Regions from separate parts of the Homo sapiens genome. Here region 1 is linked to region 2. The links are chromatin loops, found by intact Hi-C in ENCODE. Cell type or tissue: endothelial cell of umbilical vein. All regions are shown on one strand.

Region 1 (2,500 bases), 230 kb before region 2:
TGAGCCCAGCCCTGGGTACTAGTGCCTGAAGGGGAATAATAATGGTCTAGACTGCTCTAACTATCTCAGAGGCTTTGTGGACAGCCGGTTGGGTATCTGACTTTGAGGCTTGGCTTTGCCATTAACTCTGCGATGACCTCAGGCGAGTCACATGACCTATCCTTATGCCTCAGTTTCCTAATTGTACAACTCTCTGTTTATACCAAGTCCTCTGACTGTGATGCTCCCCCACTATGATGATTAACCTTGTTAGGCTGCCTCCTCTCCAAACTCTACCCAAACCTGGATCCCCACCAGCCCAGTCTGCTTATGGACATTGTGATTTCATCTGGTGGGTCCTAGACTTGGGTTCTAGCTGAGATTTTGCAATGACAAGGCTATGTCATCCTGATCAATAACCTTTCTGGGCCTCAGTGCTCACCTCTGTACACTGGGACTAAGAATACTAACATTCATTCCTCATAGAAGGAATGGACAGAAGGGAAGCCCAGTCCCTGCCCCATCTCATCCACAGGTTGTCATCAGGTGGGGATGCAGACTGGTGGCATGATTTGTCCTGTCCTGGCAGAATCACTCTGAATTTGTGTGACCTGGTAGCTGACAGTGGGGTCATTTCCCCAATGACCACAGTGATGACCTAATCTTGTGGGTCTGTGTCCCCACAGTGGCCAGTTTGCCATCGTGAAGAAGTGCCGGGAGAAGAGCACGGGGCTTGAGTATGCAGCCAAGTTCATCAAGAAGCGGCAGAGCCGGGCGAGCCGGCGCGGTGTGAGCCGGGAGGAGATCGAGCGGGAGGTGAGCATCCTGCGGCAGGTGCTGCACCACAATGTCATCACGCTGCACGACGTCTATGAGAACCGCACCGACGTGGTGCTCATCCTTGAGCTGTGAGTGGGGTCCCCAGGACCCACAGGGTTGGGGGGCAGCAGGGGCAGGCAGAGCAGTGGAAACTCCAGCCACAGGCCCCAGGGGGCAGCAGCAACCAGGCCTAAGCTCAGCCCAGAGGAGGTGAAGTCAGTGGTGGGCAGATCCCCTCTGTCTCAGTTACCCCCTTCCTCCTTACCCGCTTCCTCCTCCTGAAACTGAGCCAAAGGAGGGGCAAGCTTGCTGAATAGCAGGGGCAGAGGGCAATGGCCTAAGTCTGGCTTTCACTGGATCCTGGAGATCAAAGGGAAGAAATGACTGCACTGGGGTCTTTTCCTGGCTGGAGAAGCATGTGGGAGGGTGAGTGGGACAGATGGTGGGGTGGGGCCAGGGGAGGCTGTCAGCGAGGGCTGTGTACTATGAGGAGGGGAAGTACAAACATCTCTGGGCTCTGCGAAGCCCTTCTCCAGCCCTTTCCTGGGGAAAGTCCACTGCATTTGTGCTGTGAATGACACCTTTATTGTTATAATAATAGCTATTATTTAGAGAGTCCTACTGTAAGCCAAGAATTTGCTAGGCGCTTTCTATCTGTCGTCTTGTTCAATCTTTAAAGACTGTGATGAGGGAAATGTCTTACTAGTGCAGACAGGTTATTTTGTATTCATTGTGCAAGCCAAGTACTTCTGTACCTTATTTAATCCTCATAACAACGCTGTCACACAGACACTCTTATTATCCCCATTTTACAGACAAGAACACTGAGAGGCCAGGACACTTACAGGAGCCTATAGCCAGGAAGTGGCAGGACCAGGACTTGAGTCCACACGGCCTGTGCAGACAGCTATGAGTGTGAGGCGGGTTGGCCTTATGCTGGCTTAGCAGAGGAAGACCTCACAGTTCATGATGGAATTTGGATAGATGACCTCAATACTCTAGGGTTTGGCTAGCCACGCTGGTATCGTCCTGGGCAGGTGGGGCTCTGATAAACAATAGAGTTTGAGTTGGGTTGTGGACAAGTTACAGTGGCTGTGTCCAGTCAAGCAGCAAGGACTATATAAAGAATGTTCTGGCCTGGTGCAGTGGCTCATGCCTGTAATCCTAGCACTTTGGGAGGCCAAGGCGGGCAGATCACAAGGTCGGAGTTTGAGACCAGCCTGGCTAACATGGTGAAACCCCATCTCTACTGAAAATACAAAAATTAGCCGGGTGTGGTGGCAGGTGTCTGTAATCCCAGCTACTCGGGAGGCTGAAGCAGTAGAATTGCTTGAACCCGGGAGGCGGAGGTTGCAGTAAGCCGAGATTGCATCACTGCACTCCAGCCTGGGTGACAGCAAGACTCCATCTCGGAAAAAAAAAAAAAAAAAAAAAGAATATTCTGAGGCTCATAAGCATGTATACACCTGCCTGGTAGCGGGAGTGATAGAATCTCTCAGGAATCCCTGATTTTGTGCCCTTGGGCAAGTCACCTCAATTCCCTGAGCTTTAGTTCTCATCTGTAAAGCAGGCAGCCATCCTTAACCTGCCTACAGACTCGGTGGACCACCTGACATTTGAGATCATTCTAATTTGAGAACTATGCTCTGGTATTGGCAGGATATAGATTTAAGTAGCAGATGGACATTTGCATACTCTTGCA
Region 2 (2,500 bases):
GAAAAATAATTGTCTATGTTTCTTTTAAAGTGATTTTAAATTGCTTGATTTTAATTGCTTGAAATTAAGATATAAAAGGCTATCAGTGGTTGTTAACTTTCTTGTAATAAAAATGCTCGTTTGTTAACATCCTCAGCTATCAGAAACATAGCTTTTCATATCTGCCAGGTTAGTGATGGAAACATTAGAGCTCCTTATCAACTTTAGTAGTGTTAAAAAGAGTAGAGGTTCTTTAAAACAAGTAAATTGTTTAATGTGTTTGTTTTTATAGGTAAACTTGGTCATGGTGATACCAACAGAGTGTATAAACCTAAAGTTATTGAAGCTTTACAAGGAATGTTCATTCGCAAAGTTTGTGCTGGGAGCCAGTCTTCACTTGCTTTGACATCAACAGGGCAGGTAGGACTAAGGGATGAGTATAAAAGACTTAGAGTATTTCAGAGGATTAGGTGACTAAAAAGTAATACTTGTATTTAAATTTTAAAGTTCAAATAAATACATTTTTAGGCAACATGCTAAAATGAAATATCTTCTTCTGTTTGAAGTAGAGTATCTGAGAAGGAACCAGGTTTTCTAACCTGGCATATGTGACCCAGATAAATCTTAGTGGAGCCTCTGTTCTTTGTATTAAACTGACTTTCTAAAATGTTTTAGCATTTAGCTTCCCTTAAACCTTTTCTAAAACATTATGGATAGTCGGGGAAAGCTGAACTAGATCTTGATGGAGCCAGTGATATGAACTAAGAAGGCAAGAGGGTGATCAAAAAGGAGGGTAAAGAGAACACTTAGGTATGGAAAATATTCTGAGAGAGTTAGGTGTTTCTGAGAAACAGTGTGAAGTCAAGCTTAGGATAGTCAGAATTTTATGAGCCTTTATAAAGGCTCATAAGCTTTGTACTTTTATAGCTTATAAGCTTCGAACTTTTACATGCGTATTTTCACTCTTACCCTATTTGTTTGTTGAGGATAGGGAGGAGCCAGGTATAATTATAGACTGACAATATTTGTCCCTGTGTATCCATCAGTTATGGCAGTAAAAAAGTGAGCTGGCCACTTATTCTGTCATGTATAGGAGGCCACCTTGTGTCAGGCAGTGGTATAAAAGTGTTTTATGACTAATTGACAAGGCAGAGGAGCAGAAAAGCTGAAATCAGCATATAATTTGATTATTCACTGAGAAACTAGAATGCCTTGTGTTCTAAAAATCTTCAAGCTATTCATCATTACATTAGCTAGTTGCTGCCTTAAGAATATCTCTTCTACGTGTTTCTCACTATGGTTTTTGTAGTAAGAATCCATGAATTGAAGTTAGAAGATGCTTATGTATTTGATGTATACACACAGGCAAATAACAGACACCCCTTGAGCATCATGTGCTTCTTTTTTTATGAAGGAGTAATAATTTCTGCTTTGCATACAAGTGATCACATAAGATAATCATTAGAATTGAGAGTTTCTATAGATTATCCAATACTATTCAACTATTAGTTGGTAGTGGTAGTAATAATAGTAATAATAATAATAAATCCATTACATTGAATTCCAAGAGAACTTGTAAACTGTTTGCTGTATAGAATAGTTGTATTATGAGTACCTTAAGTTATATGAAATCAAATATATATGCGTGAAAAAAATAAAGTCAGAAATACTTTTAATGGGTAAGAATAGTTTTCTTTACCATTAAACTTGAGCATGAAATAATGATCAACATTTGCTTTTCCCTCAGTCTGTCTCAGCACTTTCAGGCCTCTTCTGTACTGACTTCCCACCATACTATATAGTATGGTCCAGTCTCTAAAGGCAAGCCAAGTATTTCTCATCTGGTGCTCAACCGAAGGAACGCTGCAAGAGAAAACTCTATGTAGGCCTTACTGAGTGACAGTATTACAGTGATGTGTCACTTAATGGGATATGTTCTGAGAAATGTGTTATTAGGCCATTTTGTTATTGTGAGAACATTGTAGAGAGTACCACACAAACCTAGATGGTGTAGCCTACTACGCTCCTAGACTATATGGTATAGCCTATTGCTCCTAGGTTACAAACCTGTACTGCATGTTACTGTACTGAATACCTTCAGAAATTGTAATATAATGGTAAGTATGTATCTAAACATATCTAAACATAGAAAAGTTACAGTAAAAATACTGGCATCAAAACTCCGTTAGATCTTAAGGGACCACTGTTGTATAATGTGGTCTGCTATTGACCGAATGGTGCATGAGTGTATATGATACCTCATGAGTGATTTAGGAAATCTTCTGTGATGATTTTGAGTATACATTATTTCACTGTCGTTATCTTTAGTTCCTAACATCTCCTAAAATATGCCTTATGTACTGGAATCTTGTTGCATTCTATACTTAAGTAAGTTATCTGGAAACAAGTACAAATATATGTTCTCATTTTATTTTATTTTGAACTCAGGGTCTCACTCTTTTGCTCAGGCTGGAGTACAGTGGCACAAACATGGCTCACTGCAGCCTTGACCTACCTCCTG

What was found. A loop is a pair of places that touch in the nucleus more often than their neighbours do. Peaks named below come from ENCODE experiments on the same cell type or tissue, not always from the same donor. Only the 100,000 strongest peaks of a DNase experiment are listed, where the experiment ranks them.
Region 1: a loop joins it to region 2, with 13 times the contacts of the local background. A loop is called at or near these places in 2 of 110 quality-filtered maps.

Annotation. Positions count from the first base shown.
Region 1 is chr15:63,981,920-63,984,419 of GRCh38, reverse strand. DAPK2 (death associated protein kinase 2) reads left to right here. Exons shown (of 12, transcript NM_014326.5): 3 at 666-887. Among named protein-coding and RNA genes, the nearest start is that of DAPK2, 63 kb to the left of the region's middle. In endothelial cell of umbilical vein, no CTCF peak of the experiment used is centred here; a DNase peak (open chromatin) is centred at 1,209.
Region 2 is chr15:63,750,857-63,753,356 of GRCh38, reverse strand. HERC1 (HECT and RLD domain containing E3 ubiquitin protein ligase family member 1) reads left to right here. Exons shown (of 78, transcript NM_003922.4): 8 at 272-399. Among named protein-coding and RNA genes, the nearest start is that of HERC1, 82 kb to the left of the region's middle. In endothelial cell of umbilical vein, a CTCF peak has its summit at 1,067; a DNase peak (open chromatin) is centred at 1,076.